Linked DNA regions of Homo sapiens: region 1 is linked to region 2. Evidence: chromatin contacts called from ENCODE Hi-C or POLR2A ChIA-PET data. All regions are on one chromosome and are shown on one strand. The core of a region is the stretch at or near the end of the contact, and the rest is flanking DNA. Distances in the headings are between cores, read along the strand shown. Region 1 overlaps LINC02257 (long intergenic non-protein coding RNA 2257). Region 2 overlaps DUSP10 (dual specificity phosphatase 10).

Region 1 (3,829 bases), core at 263-2,762, 250 kb after region 2:
AGCAATGGCAACAAAAGCCAAAATAGACAAATGGAATCTAATTGAACTAAAGAGCTTCTGCACAGCGAAAGAAACTACCATCAGAGTGAACAGGAAACCTACAGAATGGGAGAAAAATTTTGCAATCTACCCATCTGACAAAGGGCTAATATCCAGAATCTACAAATAACTTAAACAAATTTTACCAGAAAAAAAAAAACAACCCCATCAGAAAGTGGGCAAAGGATATGAGCAGACACTTCTCAAAAGAAGACATTTATGCAGCCAACAGACACATGAAAAAATGCTCATCATCACTGGTCATCAAAGAAATGCAAATCAAAACCACAATGAGATACCATCTCACACCAGTTAGAATGGCGATCATTAAAAAATCAGGAAACAACAGATGGTGGAGAGGATGTGAAGAAATAGGAACGCTTTTACACTGTTGGTGGGAGGTAAACTAGTTCAACCATTGTGGAAGACAGTGTGACAATTCCTGAAGGATCTAGAACTAGAAATAACATTTGACCCAGCAATCCCATTACTGGGGATATGCACAAAGTATTATAAATCATGCTACTGTAAAGATACATACACACACATGTTTATTGAAGAACTATTCACAATAGCAAAGACTTGGAACCAACCCAAATGTCCATCAATGATAGACTGGATTAAGAAAATGTGGCACATATACACACCATGGAATACTATGCAGCCATAAAAAAGGATGAGTTCATGTCCTTTGCAAGGACATGGATGAAGCTGGAAATCATCATTCTCAGCAAACTATCACAAGGACAGAAAACCAAACACCGCATGTCCTCACTCATAGGTGGGAATTGAACAATGAGAACTTGGACCCGGGGTGCAGCAAACCAACATGGCACAGCAAACCAACATGGCGCATGTACACCTATGTAACAAACGTGCACATTGTGCACATGTACCCTAGAACTTAAAGTATAATATATATATAAAAAAAAGAAAAAAACTTTGTTCCTCCCCTGGCCTAAAAACTTATCACCACCTACATTAAAGCTAATATGCCTGATTACTATTTTTAGCGAACTTATTTTATTAGGGCAGTTCCAGTCTCAAAAATATGCTAACTGGCACCTTGGTAGCCACATAAAAATGTGCTCTAGACCCAAAACTTACTGGACTAACTCATTATAAAATTAAATTTTCTTTAAGGTGTCCACAAGCAGTCCCTGGTCATGCCTGAAGCAGCCCTGAGAAACATCGCCTCTACCCCCCTCCAAAAAAACCCAGAAGGAACTTATATTATTTATCTTTCCTTATGACTTTTTATTTTATAAATACAAGACAAGAATGTCAACCCTTTGAGCCGGAGTTAAGCCACTGTAACCCCTGTGACCTACACATATACATCCAGATGGCCTGCAGGAGCCAAGAAGTCTGGAGCAGCCAAAAAACCACAAAAGAAGTGAAACAGCCAGTTTCTGCCTTTGCTGATTAACCAACCCTACAACATTCCACCATTATGACTTGTTCCTGCTCTACCCTAACTGATGAATTGACGTTATGACATTCTTCTCCTGGACAATGGGTTTCATGATCTCCCCACCATGCACCTTGTGACCCCCTCCCCTGCTGACTAGAGATAACCACCTTCAACTGTAACTTTCCACTGCCTACCCAAGTCCTATAAAGCTGTCCCTCTGGTATCTCCCTTTGCTGACTCTCTTTTCAGACTCAGCCCATTTACACTCAAGTGGATAAACAGCCTTGTTGCTCACACAAAGCGTGTTTTAGGTGGTCTTCTATACAGACATGTGTGACATTTACTATCAGGCTCAAATATAATTTGTCATTTTATAAATTTAAGGAACCAAAAATAAACTTCTGTTAACAATTAACGTTTCAGTATTTAACCTTATTTTGGAAATGACTCAGACATTTAATGAATATTTACTACTTAATTCAATATAACATACATTTAAGATTTCATTTATCCACAAAAGGGATTCTTAAGACGATTTTTAAAGGGAGAAGTTTTATAAAACATGACCTTTTTTTTTTTTAATCTGAGATGGGGTCTTGCTATGTTACCCAGGCTGGAGTTCAATGGGGTGATCACAGCTCACTGCAGCCTCAAACTCCCAGGCCTAAGTGATCTCCCATCTCAGCCTCTCAAGTAACTAGGACCACAGATGTTCACCACCATGCCCAAATAATTTTTAATTTTTTTGTAGAGAATGGTCTCACTATGTTGCCCAGGCTGGTCTCAAACTCCTGGGCTCAAGCAATCTTCCTGCTATGGTCTCCCAAAGTGCAATCACACCCCGCCCATAATCATTGAAAAAGCTTATATGTAAACTTTTACCTCATTCACATTCATCTAATTTACTCATCTTTAAAACTTATGTTTGAACTGTTTATAAAAATTGTAGGAGACATTGAAGAAAACTAGCCATCATCTCAAGTTATTTCCCTTTTAACTATTTTTACAGTGTGCAAATGTTAGGCAGTAGCCACCTAAGCAAGTACCCTAAAGTTAAATACATGGCTATTTTATTGATCAGAAGACACAGCTGTTTTTGTTAAAGCAAAAATATTAAACTAGTCAGATTTACCCAAGTCACATGCACTAAAAGGCATCTGAGTTAATTTCTACTTTTCTGATAAAATATTTTAAAGTGCTTACTTTTTCCTTTAAGCTATTAATTACAGCTCGTTAATATATTTTCAGAGAGAAATATCACATACACATAACCCATATGAACATATAGACACACAGACAGAAGCAGGTCTTATAGCTTTTATAAGATTATTTATTTCTCAATGTTAAAATAGTTTCTCTCTCCATTTTATACCATAAATCTCCCAATCATCTGTTTCATTGCCCTAAATAATAATTAGGCAACCCTAAATTTGCACTTTCGAAGACACGACTCTTAGGTAAAACAAAGTAGAAAATTTATATCTCAAAGGCACAGAACTTAGATCTCAACACCATTACTTCCCCAGACAAAGAACAGCATAGATATAGGTCCAGTTGAGACAAAATGGCCAGGAAAAGCACCTTAAAGGTAAGGTTTATTATGTAAACTTTATACCCATGTCTTCACCATTGTAAAGTTTTTAGGGGTTTAGGTGAATAGAGGGACAGGCCCTTACAAATGGAGGTTTTCATTATAGAGATAAATATCTTTTACAAAAAGTTTCAAAATAGCCAGTCAAATGTCAAAAGTTGAATTTTTTGGACCATATAGTTGATAGGTAGTCTTTTGAATTTATCTTACTTGTTAGTTAGATTACTGACTTCAGGATGAAGCCCTGTAACTAACATGGCAAAAAGGCATTTTCTATGCCTGGATTCAAGAATAGAACTTGATTTCATATTCCCTACAATATAAATTTTCTTCTTTATCCAAAGGAGTGGTTGTCCTATAATAGTGGGGTTGAAAATGGAAATAGTGGCTCTGGTGTCTACCTAGATTGGATAACAACCGGTAGAAGGTTAGAGCAGCTCCCTCTAAGGCCCATCAATCCTGATAGTTAACATGGAAATTATCAGGGAGTGAAAAGGCTGTTTTTAGGGACTTTCCTTGAAATTTTGGGAGTAGCCTCTTTTCCAATGTCCTGGTTGTTTGCACCAATAGCAACTGCTGTTTTAGGGGTTGCTTGTTGAAGAAGTGCTCTGGGGTAGACCCAAAGGCCATTCTAGGTTGTTGGTTGGCGTGGAGCTGAAACACATTGGAAATGGCTTTCAAATGCTCAATTGTGATTTTTCAGGTTTTGTTAGGCCTATACATGGACCAGGTAGGAGCTTGTCCAGTAATACCATTCTGCCTCTTTTATCCATTTCTGGGCTTCA
Region 2 (4,350 bases), core at 589-3,088:
GTGAAGGACTGCTCTTATAATCTTTTTTGATATTCTCCACGTAGGGCCCTGACATTTATCAACCCTGACTTTCAGTAGAACAGAATGTGAGAGCAGCGCGGTTGCTTACTCCTCGACTTTCCAAGGCTTGTGGGCACATAAACCCATCAAGAAACCTCTTTTGGATGTGTGAATGCATGCTTTTGAGCTTACGGCTCTGCTCTGCCTCCCACGAGTTATGGGTCTAGTATAAAAAGCTTATAAACTGTGCTTATTTCTCCATTTTTAAAATGCAAACCTTCCCCTGAACAAGTGCAATCTCACTTTTGGGAATGGATCTTAGGGAAATCATCTAACCAAAGATAGTTAGCTAGATATATGGAGATGTTCACTACAATGTTATCTGTTTTATATATATTTTAAAAAGGCCAAGTAAAACACAAAAATAAAAGAAAAAAAGTTATTACATTCATTCCACGGAGTATTATGTAGCCTTTAAAAGAGTAGTTGCAAAAAGGATGTGAAAATAAATAAAACATTTTGGTTTAATATTAAATTTTTTAAAAGCTAAGTAAAAAACATTGACCAAAAGCTGAAGAACTGTACAAAAAACGAACAATTGTTTAAATTAGGGAATTTACGGATCATAGTTTATTGTTTAAATTTTCTGCTAATATTTTTACACACAATGGCATGCACAGATAAACCCAAAGGATTATTACAAAGCTCAAATTATAATAATATACATGTAAGTGCTATAAAATCTGGATTGACATTATTAGTGCCAACTGAGCTCTAACCCTACTCAAACAGAACTAGATACACTCTGGCTTTCCCTTTGAAAAGAGGGGGAAGTGGAAAAGTCCTATTAGCTGAAAGCCACCAGAACACAACATCTACCCTCAAAGACAGATGGCTTGTGGCTGTCTTGATAGTTCCAGGAGATAAGGCAGAAAACCCAAAGCATGAACAAGAGACGGTTATGTTGCAATAAGGACAGGAAGTCTATCTGTCCACTAGCCTCTGAGCCTGGCATATGTTCTTCTCCATTTCAAGTCTCATCTTTGACAAACCACAGCGGGAAACTCCAGACCATAACCTAGACCGAGTCTCATGACTTTTCACAACCAATGGACCCGGAGCTGGCTGTGTAAAAGAGAGAAATCATATTTTCCTTAAGGTATGGTTATGATCCAAAGAAAACTCAAAGGGCAATATTATGTTCACTTTACTCATTGAAAGTAAGAAGTCAAAACCTACCCTAGCTTTTTGAAAAGAAAAACAAGAGCTATATACGAATTTCAGTTGATTTCTAGAATTAACCTCTGCCCTTACATATGATAGTTTATTCTGCTAGGCAATTATGACAATAAAGTTTGAACCTGAAGAGATAATTCTGAAGTAGAAGAAAGAAAATATGGAAAATAACTTCACCAGTGAAGACTTAAAAAATAAATAAGATAAAAACTACCCATTGTCATCATCACAGCCTCCACAAAAGGGATTCTGAAGAGTTAAAATCTGCTCAGCTTCGCCTCCACAAAAACCCAAATTCCACACAGATTCTGTGATGGGAACCTAATTCACTTTTTTCTTCAAAAAAGGCAGTTGTTACATTTTTCCATATAAGATGAGAGGGAAGAACAATAAAACAAATTCAAAAGAAGGCTCTAAAAGCAGGGGAAAAACCTCTCTGTTCTTATTTAGGGTACTCAAGCTGTAATTTGTCTTAAAAGCAGCTAGTTTAAAAAAAAAAAAAAAAACCAACACATGCTAGAAAACCCCACACACAGAAAAAAGCAGCGTCCAGCTTTTTAAAATTCTGCCTCTACACCTCCTTTCTCAATGACATCAGCTGGAGGCTCCCCACCTGCCCAGTTGCCATAGCAGTTACACAAAGACATACAATGACATCAGTTGGCATGATATCAGCTCTTTGAGTGCAAACAATACAAGAAGAACTACTTTGTTTAAGGCCTTTGGTGCAACTGTGTTCTGGGGAGCCAATGATGTAATGCTAACAGGTGGCATGGGCCTTCCATTTGCCTAATGGGGGGAAAAAAACCCGTGGCGGAGTGGGGGGAGGAGGGAATTTGAGACAGACACACAGAATGCTCCAAATCACAGAGCATGCTTATGTGCAAAAGTATGGGTGCATTGTATGTTTAAGCCATGTAGGAACTCTGTTCTTATAATATTTGGAGGTGGGAGGGGTGGGGGTGGAGAGAAAAGGAGATATTACAATTTAAACATATAAGGTAAACAAGGAAATTCTCCTTGAGGGGTCTGAAGAAATAGTCTCCTGTTCAACTGCCACTCTGCTAATCAACTTGGGCATCAGTTTTCCATAAGGCTTATGCACAGCTCTGTACTGCAGTTAAAAACTCTCTCTGTGGACGGTGCTTAAAGTAAAAAACAACGAGTGGAAGCTCACAGTGGTGGCTTTTTCCAGAGAAGTCTGCAGGAAGGATTGTTTTCTTCTCTTGGGGAAGGGTTGAAATTGAAATCTGGAGGGGAGGGGGAAGAGTAAAGCTAATCTGGTTTTTCTTTTCCAGTTACTTTCCTCCGACCCTACCCCATCAAGTATCACCAGAGGCCAAAGTGACTGATCACTTAATGAGGAACCCTGATGATGTTATGTTTATTACTATTTAAGAATATTAGAACATGATAATTAACAAACAAAGCAGGAGCAGTGTAGCATGGAGGTTAAGAGCAAAGGTCAGAGACAAACCACACCTAGCTGCAGTTATGATTCTGCCTCCTAGCAGCTGTGAGACCCTGTGCAAGTCAGGTTCCCTCATTAAGCCTCAGTTTACCAATCTATTAAGTGGATGTAATATCATCTACCCATCAGGGTCATAGTTCAGGAAGCCTATGTAAAGGTTTTGATACACGACCAGGTATTCGATAAATAATGTCTTATTACCCCCAATATCATCACCTTTGTTCTAAATTCCAACAGATCTATGCACACGCATAGTCCATGAGAGCCCTAAGTGCAGTGCAGTGATTCAGAGAAGGAGTATTGAGGCTGGACTTCTTGGGTTTGAATCCCCAGCACAGCCAAACACTAGCTATGAGACCCTGGGCAGGTTTCTCACCTGTCTGTTCCTCAGTTTCCCTGTATACAAAACAGGGATAACAATAGTACCTACCTCACTGTACTGTTGTAATGATTAAAGTGGTTAATAAAGTACCTTAAAACAATGTCCAGCACATTGTAAGTGCTTTTTCTTTTCATCACTTTGGGAAACTACCATTTTAAAGATCTAAAAAAAAAAAAATCTGCTTAATATAAAGACTCTATATAAGTAAACTAATGTTCCTGAGTTTTTACTTTTAAAATTTTATTTAACAAAAAAGAATTAGGAACCAAGGTATCCGAGCAGTTTTAAAGTTTGCAAAACATACTTTTAACATAAAGAAAGCAACAGCTCCCTATTTTTCCTAAACAAATATATCTGATTTCACTTTGTTGGTCCTAGCTTTCCTAACAAACACTGTCTTTGCATTTCTGGTTTTTCCACAGAATTGGATTTTGAAAATAAAACTGTTCTTCCCTCCTTCTTCCTTTCCTCTAATTTCTACCAAGGTGGCTAACTTCCTTATGTGCACAAGAGCCTGCAGTTATTAGTGCGAACATATTGTAGCCATGAGCAACAATGCTGGGGTAGGGTGAGGCAAGGCGGGGTGGGGGGGCAGCAAACATTTTCAAAGCTTATGTCAAAAGTAGGTTCTCTGCCAAAATGAGTATGGTCAGTACATTGATTCTAAATGGCAGCAACAAAGAATACCTAGCACCCCTAAAGAACTATATGTGGAAATACTGCCTGCCAGTTTCTTCTAACACACGGTCAGTTCAGTGACAGTCCTACTGAAGCAATGGATTCTAGTTTTAGTGGGAAACTTCTCTTTATAGATGCATTTCAGCTCCTGTTGCTGTTTTGGCGACTGCAGTCCTAGAAACAGAAGAGTCCTCTGTAATGTGATTCAGAAGCAATGCGCTGGGTTGTGAGTTAAAGAAACCACATCCAAATGCAGAATCTATAAGCAAGAGATTTTTATACTCTAAAGGTGGACAGCCCTTTTTGGTCTTATGCTAAGCTAGAAAGTGAGCTGTTTCCAGAAATTTAAGGAACACTCTCACTGAAGGTCAGCAAACAGAAGTAATGTCCAAAGACCAGGGGGAGGGGTGTAGGCTAAAATTGGACTCTTCTACAGTTTGCTATAAGCATATTGATCACCCCTCTCTGTTGCCTAGTTTTTCTTACTGAGTAACCAGTCTTTTAAAGTAAAACAGTACCTTGATGATAGTGGTTAAGATCATAGACTGGAGCCAGATTGCTTGAGTTAAAACTCCTGACTCCT

What was found. Hi-C counts contacts between places; a loop is a spot of excess contacts on that map. ChIA-PET counts read pairs that join two places held with the same protein, here RNA polymerase II (POLR2A). Pooled maps may share reads with other maps.
Region 1: a map with no recorded cell type shows a loop between it and region 2 (5-fold over the local background). The contact joins two enhancer-like sites. A Hi-C loop is called at or near these places in 1 of 168 maps with a recorded cell type or tissue (natural killer cell), 2 of 37 single-sample maps with no recorded cell type and 6 of 50 pooled maps. POLR2A ChIA-PET finds 5 or more read pairs at or near these places in 4 of 52 experiments (PC-3, activated CD4-positive, alpha-beta T cell, activated CD8-positive, alpha-beta T cell and 1 more).

What each region holds. Positions count from the first base shown.
Region 1 is chr1:221,956,844-221,960,672 of GRCh38, forward strand. All of the region lies in intron 1 of LINC02257 (long intergenic non-protein coding RNA 2257), which reads right to left. Among named protein-coding and RNA genes, the nearest start is that of LINC02474, 7.7 kb to the right of the region's middle. Within about 2 kb of position 1,513, at least 4 of the 41 ENCODE cell types and tissues checked have a DNase peak (open chromatin) inside an H3K27ac peak, as active enhancers do.
Region 2 is chr1:221,707,278-221,711,627 of GRCh38, forward strand. The region is part of intron 2 of DUSP10 (dual specificity phosphatase 10); the gene reads right to left. Among named protein-coding and RNA genes, the nearest start is that of DUSP10, 33 kb to the right of the region's middle. RefSeq lists an enhancer at 732-841. Within about 2 kb of position 1,839, at least 16 of the 41 ENCODE cell types and tissues checked have a DNase peak (open chromatin) inside an H3K27ac peak, as active enhancers do.